2 separate regions of the Homo sapiens genome follow, and region 2 is linked to region 1. Evidence: read pairs that join two places in POLR2A ChIA-PET (ENCODE). Cell type or tissue: K562. All regions are shown on one strand. Links, peaks and the distances in the headings refer to the core of each region. The heading gives the core; the rest is flanking DNA. Region 1 overlaps GYS1 (glycogen synthase 1). Region 2 overlaps BICRA (BRD4 interacting chromatin remodeling complex associated protein).

Evidence for each region. Peaks named below come from ENCODE experiments on the same cell type or tissue, not always from the same donor. Only the 100,000 strongest peaks of a DNase experiment are listed, where the experiment ranks them.
Region 2: POLR2A ChIA-PET joins it to region 1 with 6 read pairs; 1 of 35 experiments calls an interaction of 5 or more read pairs at or near these places.

What each region holds. Positions count from the first base shown.
Region 1 is chr19:48,976,618-48,981,617 of GRCh38, reverse strand. GYS1 (glycogen synthase 1) reads left to right here. Exons shown (of 16, transcript NM_002103.5): 8 at 1-88; 9 at 3,461-3,520; 10 at 3,616-3,694. Among named protein-coding and RNA genes, the nearest start is that of FTL, 14 kb to the right of the region's middle. RefSeq lists an enhancer at 2,417-2,656. In K562, for the core only: a CTCF peak has its summit at 2,470 (motif pointing left); a DNase peak (open chromatin) is centred at 2,576.
Region 2 is chr19:47,674,641-47,690,680 of GRCh38, reverse strand. It overlaps BICRA (BRD4 interacting chromatin remodeling complex associated protein), which reads right to left. Exons shown (of 15, transcript NM_001394372.1): 5 at 14,765-14,830; 6 at 9,405-11,360; 7 at 8,529-8,705. Among named protein-coding and RNA genes, the nearest start is that of EHD2, 31 kb to the left of the region's middle. In K562, for the core only: no CTCF peak of the experiment used is centred there; a DNase peak (open chromatin) is centred at 7,420.

The sequences.
Region 1 (5,000 bases), core at 1-5,000:
CAGTGGTTGCCTTCTTCATCATGCCAGCGCGGACCAACAATTTCAACGTGGAAACCCTCAAAGGCCAAGCTGTGCGCAAACAGCTTTGGTTAGCAGCCCTCGCTCCGGCCCCTGGCGCAGCCCACTCCCAGATGCATGCTTTGGGTCCTGTGTTTCTCCTAGAGTCTCAGTTTTTTGTTTTGTTTGTTTGTTTGTTTGTTTGTTTTTGAGACAGTCTCACTCTGTCGCCCAGGCTGGAGTGTAGTGGTGCGATCTTGGCTCACTGCAACCTCCACCTCCTGGGTTCAAGCAAGTCATCTGCCTCAGCCTCTCGAGTAGCTGGGACTACAGGTGCACACCACCATGCCTGGCTAATTTTTGTATTTTCAGTAGAGATGGGGTTTCACCACATTGGCCAGACTAGTCTCAAACTCCTGATCTCGTGATCTGCCCGCCTCAGCCTCCCAAAGTGCTGGAATTACAGGCATGAGCCACCGCACCCGGCCCTCTTTTTTTTTTTTATTTTGAGATGGAGTTTTGCTCTGTCGCCCAAGCTGGAGTGCAATGGCATGATCTCGGCTCACTGCAACCTCTGCCTCCTGGGTTCAAGCGATTTTCCTGCCTCAGCCTCTGAGTAGCTGGGACTACAGGGGTGTGCCACCACACCTGGCTAACTTTTTATTTTTATTAGAGACAGGTTTTCACTATATTGGCCAGGCTGGTCTTGAACTCCTGACCTCAGGTGTTCCGCCTGCCTCAGCCTCCCAAAGTGCTGGGATTCCAGGCGTGAGCCACCACACCTAGCCTTTTTTTGTATTTTTAGTAGAGATGGGGTTTCACCATGTTGGCCAGGCTGATCTTGAACACCTGACCTCAGGTGATCCAGCCGCCTTGGCATCCCAAAGTGCTGGGATTACAGGGGTGAGCCACTGCGCCTGGCTTAGTTTCTTTTTCTTTTCTCTGATTTTTTTTTTTTTTTGAAACAGAGTCTCACTGTTGCCCAGGCTGGAGTGCAGTGGCGTAATCTCAGCTCACTGTAACCTCCGCCTCCCAGCAAAGCTCAGTTTCTTCATCTGTAAAACCGTTCATTCATTAGCAGAGATACTCACTGAGCATCTACTATGTGCTAGCTAATTTTTATATTTTTAGCACCGATGGGATTTCACCACGTTGACCAGGCTGGTCTTGAACTCCTGACCTCAAGTGACCTGCCCTCCTCATGTATTCCAGGTCCTGGGAATACAGCTGTGAACCAGAAAGATAAGATCCCTTTCCTCATGGAGCTTGTATTCTAGAAAATCCTGTAGACGGAATTTACTTTTGGGCAAAAATAAAGCAGAACTGGAATATGAGACGGGGTTGTCAGGACAGGCCACACTGAGAAAGTGTTATTGGGCAGAGACGAGGAAAGGTGACGAGGGAGCAAGCCCTGTGGGTATCTGAGGAACAGCAAACTCGAAGGCCCCGAGGCATGATTGAGACGCGGTGGGGAGTCCCATGGGGCTGGAGTGACATGTCTCATAGAGAAGGGGTAGAAAGTGAGGCAAGATGGAGGGCACCTGTAGTGCCAGCTACAGGAGGCAGGAGGATCATTTTGGCCCTGGAGGTTGAGGCTGTAGTGAGGCATGATTGCGCCACTGCACTCCAGCCTAGGCAACAGAGTGAGACTCTGTCTCAAAAAAATAAAAAAGAAGTCGGGCGTGGTGGCTCACACCTGTAATCCCGGCACTTTGGGAGGCCGAGGCGGGTGGATCACCTGAGGTCGGGAGTTTGAGACCAGCTTGACCAACATGGTGAAACCCCGTCTTTCCTAAAAATAAAAAAAATCAGCAGGGCGTGGTGACACACATCTGTAGTCCTAGCTACTCGAGAGGCTAAGCAGGAGAATCGCTCGAACCCGGGAGGCAGAGATTGCAGTGAGCCAAGATCGCGCCAATGCACTCCAGCATGGGTGACAGTGAGACTCGGTCTCAAAAAAAAAAAAAAAAAAAAGAAAGAAAGAGGCTGGGCGCGGTGGCTCACACCTGTAATCCCAGCACTTTGGGAGGCTGAGGAGGGCAGATCACTTGAGGTCAGGAGTTCGAGATCAGCCTGGTCAACGTGGTGAAATCCCATCGGTACTAAAAATATAAAAATTAGCCAGATGTGGTGGCGCACGCTTGTAATTGCAGCTACTCAGGAGGCTGAGGCAGGAGAATTTCTTGAACCTAGAAAGTGGCCGAGATTGCGCCATCCTGGGCGACAGAGCAAGACTCTGTCTCAAAAAAAAAAAAAAAAAAAAAAAAAAAAAAAAAAAAAAAAAGAAAAGAAAAAAGAAAAAGAGACAAAGAAAGAAAAATAAATGAGGCCAGAGCTATGGGAGGATTTTAAGTGGAGGAGTGACCGTGGGGCTGTTGTGTGACACTGCTAGCTTTACTTGTGTGCCTAAGTGGTCCTTTCTCAGAATCTTACTTTCTTTTCGTATAAAATGGGGCTTAGCATTGCCATCTGCAGGACAAGTACAAGTCCTAATAATAGCTGACATTTCTGGAAGGCTTGCCATGTGTACTTTTTGGCATGACATCATTGGGTCCTCATCGCAAACCTCTGAGGTTGATTCTATTTTCATCCTCCTCTGAAAAATGAGTCACTGCAGTCAGAGAGGGAAGGCCACCTGTCCCTGACCACACAGCTGATGTCAGGCACGTGGGTCCTAAGCCTTCCAGGGCCTGCCCCCTGGGTCCCCATCCTCCAGCCTGGAGGCCCCAGGGCACGGCTTCCCTGCTCACACCTCAGTTTCCTTGCTATCCTAGAAACCTAAGGGTAGCTGGGCGCGGCAGCTCATGCCTGTAATTCCAGCACTTTGGGAGGCCGAGGTGGCCAATTACCAGCCAGAGGTCAGGAGTTCGAGACCAGCCTGGCCAACGTGGTGAAACCCCGTCTCTACTAAAGTTACAAAAATTAGCCGGGCATGGTGGCAGGTGCCTGTAATCCCGGCTACTCAGGAGGCTGAGGCAGGAGAATTGCTTGAACCTGAGAGGCAGAGGTTGCAGTGAGCCAAGATCGCACCACTGCGCTCCAGCCTGGACGACAGAGTAACTCTGTCAATAATAATAATAATAATAATAAATAAACTGCTGGGCACAGTGGCTCAAGCCTCTAATCCCAGTACTTTGGGAGGCCGAGGTGGGCAGATTACCTGAGGTTGGGAGTTTGAGACCAGCCTGACCAACATGGAGAAACCCCGTCTCTACTAAAAATAGAAAATTAGCCGGGCGCGGTGGCTCATGCCTGTAATCCCAGCTACTCGGGAGGCTGAGGCAGGAGAATTGCTTGAACCTGGGAGGCAGAGGTTGCAGTGAGCCGAGATCACGCCATTGCATTCCAGCCTGGGCAACAAGAGCCAAACTCCGTCTCAAAATAAACAAACAAACTAACTAAAGAAGCCTAACAGTAAATGGCAGCTGGTGTGTATGTGACCCTGTTGCTCTGCTTCCTCCAGGGACACGGCCAACACGGTGAAGGAAAAGTTCGGGAGGAAGCTTTATGAATCCTTACTGGTGTGAGTGCCCCACCCTCAGCCCTGTGCCCTCCTAGGCCCTGACTAACCCCTCTCATTACTCCGTTCTCACATGCATGCCCCTGCTTGCCTTGCAGTGGGAGCCTTCCCGACATGAACAAGATGCTGGATAAGGAAGACTTCACTATGATGAAGAGAGCCATCTTTGCAACGCAGGTATGGATTGGACCTCTGTGCAGAGAGATAGCAGTTCCTGGCAGCCCCAGAGGCAGCTTGCCAGGCCAGCTCAGACCCCAGAGATTGCTGGGAGTCCTGCTTTCTCCTGCAGCCCTTTATGAAGGGATCTATTCTGAGGTCCACAGAAGGGCACGTGCTGACTCGTGCAACTTCAGTTGCTGGAGGCGAGGCACTTAGGGTGGGCTGTTTTCTGTGGCTTATTCTGCCACGAGGGTTGCTGGGACGTGTGGTTTCTCTGGGATTCTGGGGTCAATGAGCAAAAGGAAGCTTATTTGTTTATTTATTTTTATTATATTTATTTATTTATTTTGAGATGGAGTCTCGCTCTGTCGCCCAGGCTGGAGTGCAGTGGCACGATCTCGGCTCACTGCAACCTCTGCCTCCTGGGTTCAAGCAATACTCCTGCCTTGGCCTCCCAAGTACCTGGGATTACAGGCACATGCCACCACACCCAGCTAATTTATATATTTTTAGTAGAAACGAGATTTCACCATGTTGGCCAGGCCAGTCTCAAGCTCCTGACCTCAAGTGTTCTGTCTGCCTCAGCCTCCCAAAGTGCTGAGTTTACAAGCGTGAGTCCCTGTTCCCAGCCCAAAGGGAAGTTTAAAAGGAAGTGTAGAAATGTAATAAAGGGCCAGGTGTGGTGGCTCATGCCTGTAATCTCAGCACTTTGAGAGGCCAAAGCAGGAAGATCACTTGAGACCAGGAGGCTGAGGCTGCAGTGAGCCATGACTGTGCCACTGTACACCAGCCTGGGGGACAGAGCCAGATCCCACACTAGCCCCCCACCCACCCCCAAAAGAAAGTCAAGGCCCAGCTTGGTAGCTCACACCTGTCAGTATTCCCAGCACTTTGGGAGGCTGAGGTGGGAGGATCGCTTGAGCCCAGGAGTTTGAGACCAGCCTGGGCAACATGATGAAACCCTGTCTCTACCAAAAATACAAAAATGAGCTGGGCATAGTGGCATACACCTGTTATCCCAGCTACCTGGGAGGCTGAGGCCAGAGGATGCCTTGAGCTCAGGAGGTCAAGGCTGCAGTGAGCTATGATTATGCCGCTGCAGTGAGCTATGATTATGCCACTGCACTCCAGACTGGGCAACAGAGCGAGGCGGACACATACACACACACACGAAAGAAGGAAAAGAAAGAAAAGAAAAGGTCAAGACAGCCATAAAAGAATTACAACTCTCAGCTCTCCTTGGGCCTTGCTGCACACGGCTCCACCTCTACCCCTAAAACTGCTGGGAGTGGTAGTTTTATCGGGCCACTTTAGGGACGCAGTC
Region 2 (16,040 bases), core at 4,563-9,562, 1.3 Mb after region 1:
ACAACTGGTGAAAAAGGGGCAAAGGATATGATCAGACAGTGCACAGAAAAGGAAAGACAAAAGGCTTAAGTATTTTCAGAGCTACTCAACCTCACTTGTAATAAGAGAAATGCACAGCAAAACGCACCCCAGGGCACTATTTTTCACCCTAGGGTACCATTTACCACCCGTCGCATTAGGAATAAAGCCTATGTCTAGTAAAGATGCTTGTATATACTGCCCTTAGGGGTCTCAACTGGCACAATTTGCTACAACTCAAGAGGAACGCAATTCAGCAGTAGCTATCCAAGTTATAAATGCACATTTGCTTTAGTCCAGCAAACAGGCTTCCAGGAAGTAAACAGACCTGCATATGTGGGAAATAACAGGTGAACAAGTAGGCCGGGCGCGGTGGCTCACACCTGTAATCCCAGCACTTTGGGAGGCTGAGGCGGGTGGATCACCTGAGGTCAGGAGTTTGAGACCAGCCTGGCCAACATGGTGAAACCCCGTCTCTATTAAAAATACAAAAATTAGCTGGGCATGGTGGCGTGCACCTGTAATCCCAGCTACTAGGGAGGCTGAGTCAGGAGAATTGCTTGAACCTGGGAGGCGGAGGTTGCAGTGAGCCAGTATCACGCCATTGCACTCCAGCCTGGGCAAAAAGAGCGAAACTCTGTCTCAAAAACAAAAACAAAAACAAAACAGGTGAACAAGTTGTTTCCTGCAGCTTCGTGTAGAACGCCAAAATCTGGATATGGTCTAAAGTGCATCAATATGGCATTTCCTGGGGAAATGAACTGTGGCTCTTCTGTACAAAGGAATACTTCAAGACTCTAACAGAAAACAAGCAAACTCACTGTTGCTGCCACAGTAAGTACATAATGAGCTCCCCTTTGGGTACAAATGGGAGAGAAACGTAAACCATATTTGCACTAGGTTGTATATACACGAAGAACTGGAAAGGGATACAAAAATTAGGCCAGGTGGCCAGGCGTGGTGGCTCACGCCTATAATAATCCCAGTACTTTGGGAGGCCAGGCAGGCGGATCACCTGAGGTCAGGAGTTCAAGACCAGCCTGGCCAACATGGCGAAACCCTGTCTCTACTAAAAATACAGAAATTAGCAGGGCGGGATGGTGTGCACCTGTAATCCCAGCTACTCCGGAGGCTGAGGCAGGGAGAACTGCTTGAACCCAGCAGGCGTAGCTTGCAGTGAGCCAAGATCTTGCCACTGCACTCCAGCCTGGGCGACAGAGAGAGACTCAGTCTCAGAAAAAATAAATAAAAATAAATTAGGCCAGGCTCAGTGGCTCATGCCTGTAATCCCAGCACTCTCGGAGGCCAAGGCAGGAGGACTGCTTGAGCCCAGGAGTTCAAGACCAGCCTGGGCAACAGAGCAAGACCCTGTCTCTGGAAAAAAAGAAAAAAAAACTTTCTGATGATCATACTATGTGAATAAAATGACTTATTTAAAAAATGTTTTAAATAAAATTGGGGTCGGGGGGTTAAACAGAAACTTCATACCAAAATATTACTTCTTCTACAATATTTGTCTTAGAAAAAACAAAGCTAGGCCTGGCATAGTGGCTCACACCTGTAATCCCAGCACTTTGGGATGCCAAGGCGGGTGGATCACTTGAGGTCAGGAGTCCAAGACCAGCCTGGCCAACATGGTGAAACCTCGTCTCTCTAAAAATACAAAAATTAGCCGGGCTTGCTGGCATGTGCCTGTAAATCCAAGTTACTTGGGAGGCTGAGGCAGAAGAATTGCTCCAATCCCAGAGACAGAGGTTGCCGTGAGCCGAGATCGCGCCACTGCACTCCAGCCCGGGCGAGAGAGAGAGAGAGACTCTGTCTCAAAAACAAAAAATAAAACAAAACAAAGAAAAAAAAATTTTTTTTTTTTGAGACGGAGTCTCGCTCTGTCACCCAGGCTGGAATGCAGTGGCTCAATCTCAGCTCGCTTGCTGCAACCTCCGCCTCCCGGGTTCAAGCAATTCTCCTGCCTCAGCCTCCTGAGTAGCTGGGATTACAGGCACACACCACCATGCCCAGCTAATTTTTGTATTTTTAGTAGAGACGGGGTTTCACCATGTTGGCCAGGATGGTCTCGATATCTTGACCTCGTGATCCACCCAACTCGGCTTCCCAAAATGTTGGGATTACAGGCATGAGCCACTGTGCCTGGCCAGAAAAAATTTTTTTTTACCAACTGCTTGCACACAGTGGTATTACATGTGACTTATTTTTCTTCTTTGTTCTTTTCTGTATTTTCTACATTCTCTAAATGAGCACAAAATTATTATTATTATTTGGTCTTCAACTGCTAGCCTCAAGTGATCCCCCATCTTAGCTTCCCAAAGCAAAAAAACTAACATATGAGTGGATTGTTCACCAAGAGATTCCCTCCTTCTCTTCCTTCCATTTCTTTCTTTCTTCAGAAATGAGATCTCGCTATGTTGTTCAGGCTGACCTCAAACTCCTGGGCTCAGGTGATCCTCCTGCCTCAGCCTCCCTCCTGAGTAGCTGGGACTACAGGCATGAGCCACCACGCCCAGCTTCCAAGAGATTTCGAGAGCCCCACGTGGAGGCGGCAAGATGCTCAACTTCACACACAATTAGAGAAAAGCACAGGGGGTGTGTCACTTTCCAGCCTGGCAAAGAACAGGCCAGCTGCTAATCTCGTGTGTCAGTAAAGCTGCAGGACCAAGTGAAGCCATCACTGGCATGAACCTTTTCAAAAAGGTTTAGCACTTTCCACAAAATGGCTGGAAAGCTTATCATCTACGTCTGGCAATTCTATTTCTAGAAATTTACCCTACAAGTACTTTCATACCTGTGTGCAAAGCATGGGTGCAAGTTTTTTTTTTTTTTTTTGAGGCAGAGTCTCACTCTGCTGCCTAGGCTAGAGTGTAGTGGCACGATCTCAGCTCACTGCAACCCTCTCTAGGCTCACTACAATCTCCGCCTCCCAGGTTCAAGGGATTCCCCTGCCTCAGCCTCCCAAGTAGCATAGCTGGGATTACAGGTGCCCACCATCACGCCTGGCTCATTTTTGTATTTTTAGTAGAGATGGGGTTTCCCCATGTTGGCCAGGCTGGTCTCACACTCCTGACCTCAGGTGATTGCCCGCCTCGGCCTCCCAAAGTGCTGAGACTACAGGTGTGAGCCAACACGCTCAGTCAAGAATATCTTATAGGAGTTTTGTTTGTTAACAATGACAAATAAACCACCTGAAGTATTCCTCAAGAGGGGACTGAATAAAGAAATAATGGTATGTCCATATCACAAAACACAATAAAGACATCAAAAGAAAGAGGCAAACTATAGCCCACAAGCCAAGAATAATTTTTACATTTTTAAACAGTTGAAGAAAAAAAATCATAAGAATACTATTTCGTGACTTGCAAAAATTACATGAAATTCCAATTTCAGTGTCCTTAAATAAAGTTTTATTGGAACACTCCCGTGTTCATTCATTTACATATGGTCTGTGGCTGCTTTTGTGCTATAATAACAGAGACCATATGGCCCGCAAAAGCCTGAAACGTTTACTATTGCCTCTTTATAGAAAGTTGCCCAGAAAAATAAACAAATAAATGAATAAAAATCAAATAAGCAAAAAGAAAGTTTGCCTGGCTTCTTTCCCTTCATAGCTCTTTCAACATGCCCAACTCTGTTCTAAAACATTTTAATGTTAATATACATCTATTAATTTACAGATATTAGTTTATTTAACCCTCACAGCTCTACAAAGTAGCCGCTGTTCCTATCATTCTGATTCTGCACGCAAGGACACCGTGGTACAACAGAGAGGCAAGCAGCCTGCTGAAGGTCACAGGGCCTGTAAGTGGCCAAGTCCTATTTCCTAACTCCCACATCACAGCAATCTTCCCAGATGGTAGCTTGCAAAAAAACCCCCAAAAATAAAAACACACCCCTACACATAGTAACCATTGGTAATGGCTCAAGTCATCTTAGGGAGTTGGAACCAGCACTTAAAAAGAACAGTAGAGGCTGGGCGCAGTGGCTCACGCCTGTAATCTCAGCACTTTGGGAGGCCAAGGTGGGCAGATCACCTGAGGTCAGGAGTTTGAGACCACCCTCGGCAACATGGTGAAACCTTGTCTCAACTAAAAATACAAAAATCAGCTTGGCATGGTGGGGCACTCCTGTAATCCCAGCTACTTGGGAAGCTGAGGCAGGAGAATCGCTTGAACCTGGGAGGTGGAGGTTGCAGTGAGCCGAGATAGTGCCACTACACTCCAGCCTGGGCAGCAGAGGGAGACTCCATGCCTCCCCGCTAACCCCAGAAAAAACAATGGAAACAAAATAGAAAATATTGATGTGTATCACACATTGTAATATAGGTAATATTTCATGAAACTTTTGTTTCAGTGATATGTGTATATATACAAATACATATATGTATGCATGTCCTGGGTGGTGACATAAAATGAAATTCTTGTGCCGGGCATGGTGGCTCATGCCTGTAATCCCAGGACTTTGGGAGGCCAAGGCAGACAGATCACCTGAGGTAAGGAGTTCAAGACCAGCCTGGCCAACATGGAGAAAACCTGTCTCTACTAAAAATACAAATATTAGCTGGATGCGGTGGCGTGCGCCTGTAGTCCCAGCTACTCGGGAGGCTGAGGCAGGAGAATCGCTTGAACCTGGGAGGTGAAGGTTGCAGTTAGCCAAGATCGTGCCACTGCACTCCAGCCTGGGTGACAGAGAAAAAAAAAAAAAAACAAATTCTTATCCCGGGTGGTGGGTCAAGGAAAAAAAAAGGTCTGAAAGCCAGTGCTCCAAGATGCGTTGCTAAATAAGCAAAGCCAGATGCAGAACACAGTCTTTGCATTTCTGTTTGTGTTAACACAAAGGGAAAATGTACGCATGCGCGCGCGCGCGCACACACACACACACACACACACACACACACACACACACACACACAGAGGCTGCCAAATCCATCTGGGTACAGAGAGCACAGAGTTCCTTCCGAGTGCAGGGGTTGGAGTTCGGACAGTAAGGGAACCACTATTCTTACAAACAGTAAGAATCACCCAGATTGGGAACTGCTATTCCGTGCATTCCTGCATATCCACAGGATAGCGGTTCCCAGTCTGGATGATTCTGTCCCCACCAGGGGACACTTGGCCAATCACCCAGTCACACACCCACCCATGCCATCCATCCGTCCGTCTATTCAGCCATCCATCTGTCCATCCATTTGCTCACCCAACAAACATTCACTGACCACCTTCTGTCATGCTGGGTCCCCACTGCTGCAGATACAGCTACTGCGGAGGGCCCTACCTTGTGCCTCCGAGCCTCTGTGTGTGACTAAGAATCAGCTCGTGTGCACACCTGCCTGTGCGCACTAAGCTTCCTTCTCAAAGGTCATCCGCGTGGCCAGGCACAGTGGCTCACGTCCATAATCCCAGCCCTGTGAGAAGCCAAGGTGGGAGGATTACTAAGCCTAGGAGTTCGAGACCAGCCTGGGCTGCATAGTGAGACCCCATATCTCCCCCACAAAACAAAATACAAAAAAAAAAAAAATTAGCTGTGCGTGGTGGCACATGCCTGTAGTCCCAGCTACTTCGGAGGCTGAGGTGGGAGGATCACTTAAGCATGGGAGGCGGAGGTTGTAGGAGTCAATATTGCACCAGTGTACTCCAGCCTGGGTGACAGAACCAGACCCTGTTTCCAAAAAAATAAGTTCAGCTACAGCATCATTACTGCAACTGCTAACAGTAAGTGTCTGTTCACTGAGCGCTGGCTCTGTGCAGTGCCATCATGTCAGGTCACTGGGCTTATTCCCATTTTAGATGCAAAATCCATGCCTCAGAGAGCTCCACTAAGCAGAGCTGGATTCACACCCAGGTCTGGCTTTCTCAAGACTTCAGGTGTTTCCAGCAATAAGCCCCCAGGGTTTTTAATCCAGGCCCTACCATTTGCCAGCTGTGCAACCTTGGGCAAGCTAATTATTCTCCCTGTGCCTCTGTTTCCTCACCTGCAAAATGAGATGCTACCACCTACCTGGTGGAGGTGGTGAGGTTTAAATGAGAGAGTGCTAGGCCGGGCGCGGTGTCTCACACCTGTCATCCCAGCACTCTGGGAGGCTGAGGTGGGTGGATCACCTGAGGTCAGGAGTTTGAGACCAGCCTGGCCAACATGGCGAAACCCCATCTCTCTACTAAAAATATAGAAATTAGCCAGGCATGGTGGCGGGCGCCTGTAAATCCCAGCAATTTGGGAGGCCGAGGCAGGTGGTTCACCTGAGGTCAGGCGTTTGAGACCAGCTTGGCCAACATGGTGATACACTATCTCTACTAAAAATATGAAAATTAGCCAAACATGGTGGCAGGCACCTGTAATCCCAGCTACCCAGAAGCTGAGGCAGGAGAATCACTTGAACCCAGGAGGTGGAGATTGCAGCGAGCCGAGATCTTGCCACTGCACTGCAGCCTAGGCGACGGAGTGGGACTCTGTCCCCCTCAAGATAATAGTAATAATAATAAAAGCAAACATTTATCAAGTGCTTACTTTGTGCTAAGCATATAGTAACTCGTTTACTCCACCTAAGTGCTCCCTCAGCCTGCCTAGGCACCTGCTGATGGAATGAAAAACTGGTTGCTGAAGGTTAAATGGTAAGTGGGAGAGCGTGCAAGTGAAACCATGGCCGTTCGAGGTCAAAGCCTGTGCTGACTTCTGCCATCCTGCCCTTGTCACTGTCACACTCTCCTCTTCCTACCTATCCACTGGTCTTTTTTGAATGAGTACCACATTCACTGCTCTAGAATAAGAAGGTAGGCCAGGTGCGGTGGCTCACGCCTATAATCCCAGCACTTTGGGAGGCTGAGGCGGGTGGATAACGAGGTCAGGAGATCGAGACCATCCTGGCTAACATGGTGAAACCCCGTCTCTACTAAAAATACAAAAAATTAGCCCGGCGTGGTGGCGGGCGCCTGTAGTCCCAGCTACTCGGGAGGCTGAGGCAGGAGAATGGCGTGAACCCGAGAGGCGGAGCTTGCAGTGAGCAGAGATCGCGACACCGCACTCCAGCCTGGGCAACAGAGCGAGACTCCATCTCAAAAAAAAAAAAAGAACGTAGCCCTCCCTAACCTGTTATGTTATGACTCGTAAGCATAATGGTTATTACTTTAAGACAAAAGGCTAATTTTCCTAATATGTAAAGAGTTTCTACAAATCTACAGCAAAATGACAGCAACCCAGATTTTACAATGGCAAAGGGTATGAGCAGTTTCATAGAACAGAAAGTACAAATGGCTCTTACTTTTATGAAAATCTGCCCGACCTCATTCACAATAAAAGAAATGCAAATGAAAACAAAACAAGATACTATTTTTCACCTATCTAGATTGGCCAAGTTCAACATACTGGTGAGGTTGCGGGGGGCGGGGGAAAAAAGGCACAACCACATATTGCTGATAAAGGTTAAACTAATTTACACTCCACAGGCGGCAATTTGGCAATGTCTGTCAGAGATAAAAATGCATATGCCTTTAGAGCCAGCAAATTCCTTTTGAAGAACTTACCCTACAAAACGACATACATACAAAGGCATTCTTTGCAGCCTTGTTCATAATAGCTAGAGATCAGAAGTGACCTAAAAACCTAACAACAATTTAGACTGGCTAAATAAATATCCGCACACCCACACAGTGGAATACTACGCAGTCACACAAGAGAATGAAGAATGGGGCCAGGCACAGTGGCCTACACATGTAATCTCAGCACTTTGGGAGGCTGAGGCGGGCGGATCACTTGAGGTCTGGAGTTCAAGACCAGCCTGGGCAACATGGTGAAACCCCGTCTCTATTAAAAATACAAAAATTAGCCCAGCATGGTGGCGGGCACCTGTAACTCCAGCTACGCGGGAGGTGGAGGCAGGAGAATCACTTAAACATCGGAGGCGGAGGTTGCAGTGAGCCAAGATCGCGCCACTGCACTCCAGCCTGGGTGATAGAGTGAGACTCCATTTCAAAAAAAAAAAAAGAGAGAGAGAATGAAGAATGGTCTCCAAGATCAATTTTTAAATAATAAAAGATGCAATACCGCAGGCAGAAGATGCTACCCTTTTTGTAAAAATTGAAGGAAAAGAATCTATTTGATTCTGTTTCCCTATCCAGATAACAAATGCAAGAAACCACCTTGGGAGGACAACAGGAGGCCACGGTTCAGGAGACGGGGGCTTTCCACTATGCATCTTTTTGTACCGTTTGAAATGTGAATTATCTGAATGTATTACTTATTCAGATTTGAAAATTATAATTTTAGGAAAGAACAGATTTCCTTCCGTGTGTGTCTTGCATTCCTGCAGCGCGTGGGCTCCCCCAGGGCCGGCCCTGGTCTCAGGCATCCATGATCACTAGGAGACACTTGGGGGGTGAAGGAGAGCTCTGTGTTCCAAGTCAGCAGAACAGAGACGCAGGCAGGGCGGAGAGCGAGGAGCGGGAGAGCGGGCAGGAGGGGCGAGGCTGGGTCTGTGCTGCGGACACAGGCTGCTGGGGTCCCTCTACCTGGGGGGCCGGAGCCGGGGAAGCCTGGCTGTCGGGGGCCTGAGGGCCGAGGCCAGCTCCTTTGGCGACGGGGGTGGCTGGGGCTGGGTCTTGGGCGGGAGGCGGGGCGCTGACTATGACCGAGGCAGGCACGGAGAGGTGGGGGCCCTCTGCGGAGAGGGGCTGCTGGCTCCTCTCCTGCAACGGGCAGCCCGCACAGGATCAGAAAGCCGCCCCCACAGGCCCTCGACCTCCCCACCCGAGACCCCTGCCCCTATTGACGCTCCCAGGGTTCCAGAGAATGGGGTAGTGGGCAGCCTGGCAGGCAGGGTGCCAGGCACAGAGGCCGAAACCCAGGCAGCCTGCTCCATTCTGAGCTCCCATTGGCCCCTCTGCCAGCTCCACGTTGCCCTGCCTCTCTCCTGCCCCACCTGCCTGTCCCTCTGTCCCTGTCTCGTCCACTTTCTCTCTGAGATTCCTCTCCTTGTCTGTCAGCAGGCCAGCCAGTGCCTGCCCTTCTCTGTCCGTCGGGTAGTCCCTCTCCCTGCCGGTCCCTCTCCTCTCCATCTGTCAGCAGCCCAGCCAGTGCCTACCCTTCTGTCTGTTCACTGGTCCCTCTCTTTGTCTGTCTGTCTGCCAGTCCCTCTCACTGCCTAACAGTTGTCCTGCCCCTTGTCTATCAGTCAGCCAACCTGCCAATCCATCTTCCTGCCAGTTCAGCCAGGGCCCTCACCCTTCGGGCCTCCTCTTAGGGGCCACCTGTGCCATGACTGAGACCTTCCCCCCCCAGCTGCCACAGTGGCATCCACTTTTGGATCTTGGCGCCTCGCCCCAGGACCCCTCTTCCTCCCAAACCCGCCTCCTCCGGTACCTGCTCCCTTGCCCCGCCCTGCTTACCTGGGGCAGGAACATCTGCAGGGAGTCCTGAGTGAGGATGGCCGTGGGGGTGGCAGAGGGCGGCTGCCCCAGGACGATCTTCTCCGGGCTAGACGCCAGGCCAGGGCTGGGCTGGGGGGTGGTGGCCTGAGGCGGGGCGGCGGCCTGTGGGGTGGGGGCCTGCGGGGGCTGCTGCGCCTGCGGCTGCTGGAGGCCCAGGGGCAGGGGTGTGCTGACCGCGGGGGGCGCCTGGGGGGCAGGCTGCACCGTGAGGACAGGCGCGGCCTCCCCGGTGGCAGCGGCAGGGGTGGCCGGCTGCACCAGGCCGTCGGGGGTGTTGAGCATGGCCACGGCGCTGGGGGGCAGGGTGACCCCCTGGAGGACAGTGGTGGCGGCCGGCCCGGCGGGCGCTGGCTGGCTCTGCGTGGGCAGGCTGCCCGCCGCCAGCGACACGGGCATCTGGAAGAGCGCAGGCTGGCCCACCTGGATGGGAGCGGCGGAGAGGATGTGCGCGCTGTGGGCCCCGGAGTGGGGGGCCAACACGGGGCCCAGGCTCAGTGGGCCCGCCAGGTTCTGGTTTGTGAGGATGGGGTTCGCGATGAGCTGTCCACCTGTGTGGGGGGCAGCGGCCGCCAGGATCTGCCCGCCCACGTTGGCCGGCAGGGCTGAGAGCTGCTGCGGGAGCTGGACCGCCGGGGCGCCAGGCAGTAGGAACTGGTTCTGGCCCGGCAGCATGTGCTGGGCGGGGATGACGATGCTGCTGCCTTGGTTCAGGAGGTGGACGCTCATGGGTTTGCTCAGGGCCCCGGGGGGCTGCGGCGGGGCCGCTCCGGTGGTGGTGGCCGGTGGCTGCTTGAAGACGTTCGCTTGCAGCGCAGGCGCGGGGAAGCCCGACAGCACCACGTTCTGGCCCGCCTTCCCCGCCGCCATGAACGTCAGGTTCTGCGGGGCCTTGGGCTGCTGCGGGAGCGCCCCCGGCTCGCCCTGGATGGTGAGCGTGGCGCCCGCGGGCGCAAACGGCTTGGGCGTCAGCTGGTAGAGCTTGGGCGGCAGCACCCCCGCGGGCTTGGGCTGGATGGGCGTGGGTGTGCGATGCAGGATCACGTTGGGCGCCGGGACCAGTGGCGACGAGCCGAGGCCTGGGGCCACCGCCAGCGGCTGTCCCGAGGGCGTCCCGGTGGGAGCCGAGGCGGCCCCCGCGCCTCCGAACACAGAGTTCCCATTGAGCGTGGTGGCCACAGCGGCCGAGAGGTTCTTCTGGATGACCAGGCCAGCCCCCTGTGGCGAGACACCGGCCGACGCCAGCGTCACGGGCTCCGAGGGGCCAGCCGCCGAGGCCAGGTAGCCGCTGACGGGCACCTGCTTGGCCAGGAGCTGGGAGGTGGGCGTGTTGAGCGCCATGACGGGCTGGCCCACCACCTGGATGGGCGCCAGGCCCAGTGTGGCCGCCGTGGCACCCCCAGGGCTGCCATTGGGCAGGCCTTGGAGGCCCGGGATGGGCTGCAGTGTCACATTGCCCAGGCCCACAGGCTGCAGGAAGGGCTGCACACTCAGGGCCTTGTTGACCACGTCCTGGGGCGGCACCAGGGCCTGGTGGGTCAGCACGGTAGGCGGGCCCTGCAGCCCCAGCAGGTCGGTGCTGCCTGGGAAGAGGGCTTGGGGCCCCGCAGCCACGGCCGCTGCCCCTCCAGCGCCCGTCGGGCCTGCCCCGCCATCCGCAGGCTGCAGGGTGGGCAGCTGGAAGGGACCCAGGTCCAGCTCAGCCTCGGCCTCCAGCGTCTGCTCCGTGATGTTGGCCTCTTGGAGGCTCTGCTGGAGGATGTCACAGGGCTGGTCAGCGCCCCCACTGCCCCCGCCGCCGCCCCCTGTCGCAGGAGAGCCCAGGATGTCATCTTCCAGGAAGTCTAGGTCCACACTGGGGGCCGGCTGGTTGGGCTCTGGGTTCAGGTGGTTGCCGGAAGCTTCTTGCACATGGAGCTGCAGGCCGGGAAAGGTGGGAAGGAAAGAGCTGAGGTTAGCAAGGGGCTACGCTTAGGCCACAGCTGCCGCAAAGAATGCTGAGGTGACAGGGCAGCCACGTTCAAGAAAGAACATTCCCTCCTGGCATGGTGGTTCACGCTTGTAATCTCAGCACTTTGGGAGGCTGAGGTAGGAGGATGGATGGCTTGAGCCAAAGAGTTTGAGACCAGCCTGGGCAACGCAGTGAGAAAAAAATTTTAAAAAAGAAAAATTAGTCAGGGGTGGCAGCATGTGCCTGTGGTCTTAGCTACTTGGGAGGCTGAGGTGAGAGGATCACTGGAGCCCAGGAGTTTGAGGCTGCAGAGTGGAGCTACGAGCACTTCACTACACTCCAGCCTCGGTGACAGGGCAAGACTTTGAGAAGAAAAAAAAAAAAAGAAGAAAAAAAGAAAAAAAAAAGAAAAAAGAACATTCCACCTGCAAGTGGCTGGACCCGGGATCAAATCCCAGCTCTGCCAAGGCTTAGCTGTGTAACCTAGGGCGTGCTTGATCTGACCTCAGTTTCTTCATCTGTACCCATCAGTAAAATGTAATAAAAAAAACTACTGTTCAAGGCCACAGTGACTCACGCCTGTAATCTTAGCACTTTGGGAGCCTGAGGTGAGAGGATCTCTTAAGCCCAGGAGTTCCAGGCTACGGTGAGCTATGATTGTGTCACTGTACTCCAGCCTAAGTGACAAGAGTAAGACCCAGCGGGGCACCCTCAGGAAAGCCGCTGGTGGTGGCCCCAGGCCTCAGCTTGTCACCACTGGTCCCGGCGCCCAACGTGATCCTGCATCGCACGCCCATGCCCATCCAGCCCAAGCCCGCGGGGGTGCTGTCCCCCAATCTCTACCAGCTGACGCCCAAAAAACAAAAATAAAGTCTAGGCACGGTGGCTCACACCTGTAATCCCAGCACTTTGGGAGGCAGAGGCAGGTGGATCACTTGAGCCTAGGAGTTTGAGACCTGCCTGACCAACATGGTGAAACACCATCTCTACTAAAAATACGAAAATTAGCCAGGCGTGGTGGCACGTGCCTGCAGTCCCAGCTACTCGGGAGGCTGAGGCAGGAGAATGGCTTGAACCTGGGAGGTGGAGGCTGTAATGAGCTGAGATCCTACCAATGCCCTCCAGCCTGGGTGACAGAGTGAGACTCCATCTCAAAACAAAACAAAACAAAAATAAATAAAAATAAGCAACTATTGTTTAAATAGTGATATAGGCCCACAACACTTATCTGTAATTACAAAACCCAAAAAGCTCTAAGAACTGAGACTGTTTTCATAGCTCTGTTGGCAGCAAAACCTGACCAGAACCAACATGGCACTTTAGGTGGGATCCATTTATCCACATGATGTGACATCCCAAGTTTGGCCGCCGAAAGGCAAGCGTGTGACATGACACACACCACACATATGGCACCACTTTTCCAGAATTGGAGAAATTCGAAATTCTGAAACACACCTGGCCCTAAAGGTTTCTGACAAGCAGTCGTAGTTCTGGTGGAGTAAAGCTCACATCAGCAGTGGCTCCCATTTGTGAACTTCTGTGCCAACCGCACTGTGAGTTCAATGCTTTTTGTTTCTTTGGGTTTTTTTTGAGACGGAGTTTCCACTCTTGTTGCCCAGGCTGGAGTGCAATGGTGTGATCCTGGCTCACCACAATCTCCGCCCACGAGTTCAAGCAATTCTCCTGCCTTAGCCTCCCAAGCAGCCGGGATTACAGGCGTGTGCCACCATGCCCGGCTAATTTTGTATTTTTGGTAGAGACAGGGTTTCTCCATGTTGGTCAGGCTGGTCTCGAACTCCCGACCTCAGGTGATCCGCCCACCTCGGCCTCCCAAAGTGCTGGGATTACAGGCGTGAGCCACCGTGCCCAGCCTCAATGCTTTTTAAGTGCTTTTCATGCTATCCTGGACTGCAACCCAGGACACGCATGGAAAAATATCTGCAGGCATATGTGTGGAAAGCCCCACAAACAATACTTATGATACAGATTTCCATCTCCACCAATACTGACCAGATAACCCATCAAAATCTGCAGCTTCCAGGATTCTCAGTAAATCCACATGGAGGGTTCACGGTATCACCCGGCCCCTGGCAGGTGCTCGAGAAGCATCTATCATCATCACTCATTATTATTGTGATTCTCCATGCTGTTGTTGGTGACAGTCCCATGAGGCGGGTGCTGCTCCCTTCCTCATTTCACAGACGAGGGAACTGCCTGGGTCAACCACTGGTGAGTGGCGGGGAGTGGCAGGCAGACAGGGCTCTGGCTCAGCCTCCAACCGACTGAGGACCAGGCAGGCCACTGTAACCCCCTGAGCTCTTAACTGCCAGATGGTCACAACCAACCTGCCTCCTGGGATGCCTGTGAAAATTCACTGATGTCACGTGTGGAGAGTGTTTAGAACCTGAATGGGGATCTTAGGGTATACAAAAATGATGGTCGTGGTAAGAAGTGTGATCACAAAATAGTAACAGGATCACCACTGTTACTGGGCCTGTAAATAGACCAACATTATATAATTACTACATTTCCTCATCATTTATATTATGAAAGATAAGCTATTTGGAATATGATATTATAGCTGTGAGAACTAAATGAAGATAACAAGGAAGGGCTGGTCGTATAATAAGTGTTTGGTGAATGCGTGTTCTGATGATGAAGAGGGAAGGCGGGGAGGGTGAGGGGGGGAAGGAGGAAGGGGAGGCGGGGAGGGGGGAGGCCGAAGGAAGGTGGGGGGAGGAAAAGGTGAAGGGGGGAAAGCAGCAACAGAAGAGGGAGAAGGAGGAAGGAGGTGGCCACCGTGGTGTGGACAACTGGCACTTAGTCATGGGACCGGCATAGTCAGGCACACAGTAGGTGCTCAATAAACATCCTCTGCATTGGCCACTCTGGGCTTTTCTCAGCACCCATATTCACTGCCCAGGTGAAGACTGAAGTCTGCAGGTGAGGAGGCCCCTCCCCTAGGTCACACCCTGCCATGGCTGAGTTGGGCAGGACCCCAGGCCTCCCCCAGCCCTCTGCTCTCCAGGAGTGCCCCTGTGAACCCCACAACCCACATCCGCTTCAGCTCCCCAGAACCACTCTGCATGAGCCACCCCAGGGCCCCAAGGCCTCGGGGACCCTCACCTCTTCCCCAAGGGGTCTGCAAGGCACAGTCAGCCTTGTCCATGTTGGCCCCCCACAGGGTTCCCCAGCTCTGCTCCCTCCTGCACTGCCAGGGTGGTCCAGCCACCCTGGGTGGCCCACCCCCGCCCTCCTCCTGTCAACAGCCCTCACGAGATGAGCCCAAGCCTCCCCTCTTGGCTTCAGGGCCCTCCTCCCGCTGGCAGCCCCAACAGCTCAGGCAATGATCGGGAGCCACGGCACTTACCCCAGGACCTTCATAGAAGGCACTTTGGGCCTCCCCGGGATTATCCAGGAGGTCATCACTGTCAAGCTGCAACAAGACCCGCCCCATCCAAGGTCAAAAGTCAGCAGGGCAGGCCCATGCTCTGGAGCAGAAACCAATTTAGGGTCACTCAGGACAAAAAGACAAGGGTTGGGATGGGAGAGGGCTGGGGGTATGGGAAACTCTCGCCTCCGAAAAGAGGCCCCAAAGGCAGGGGCTTGGGTGCCTGCCTAAAACCCAAGGCATCCCCAGCACTGAGTCCCCGAGCCTGGCCTGCGAAGCGATCCTGCTGTGACTGCCTCGAATTCCGGAATCCTGCCTTCACGCCTCTGCCCAAGCTGCGCCCTGCCACTGCCCCCCAGTCTCTCCAGTAGCACAGCCTTCAGGAGTGGTCACTCGTGGTCCAACAGCTCCTGTCCCTTCTCACTAAGTACTCCTTTCCCAACGCAGCCTGAGTGCCTGGCACACCTACCATCCGGGCACCTGACAAGCCATGCGGTGCCATCTCTGGAAGGGCAGGGCATTCTCAGATGCTTAGCACCATCCTTAGTGCCCAGAACAGGCCCTGGCATCCACATATGTGCCCAGTGAATGTATGTCCATGGCTCGGGCTTCCCTAATTTCTTGTTCCATCTGGACATCTCTCCAGAACCCCAACTTGTACATCCACCAGCACCACCTGGACTTCTGGAATCTTCCCCAAATTCCCAACTTCAGAAAATGGCACCAGAATCCACTCAGTTGCTCAAGCCAAAATCCAGGAGCCATGGTGGACACTCTCTCCCCCTCAACATCGAGTCCACCAGCAAGTCTAGTTGATGCCACCTCCCAGATAGATCCCAAATCCAGTGCCACATGCCTCCCCCACTGCCTGCACCATGGCCCAGGCTGCCATCATCCCATTGCTCATGCCTCTGCTCTATAAATTATTTGAAACCTCTCCTTTCAAGAGGTGGAGCTCAATTCCCCTCCCTCTGAGTGCTGGCCAGACTGACTGATTAGCTTCTAGTGAATACAGTGTGATGGGAGGAAGGGTGTGGGACTTTGGAGACTGGGTCATTAAGGGCACTGCGGGTTCCTCCTGTGTCCTCTCTCGGATCACTCGTTCTGGGGGAAGCCAGCTGCCATGCTGTGAAGACACTCAAGCAGCACTAAGGAGAGGCCCCCGTGGTGAGGAACTGAGGCCTCCTGCCAACAGCCACAGGAATGAGTCCTGGTGGAAGCACATCTGCCAGCCCCAGTCAAACCTTTGGATGAC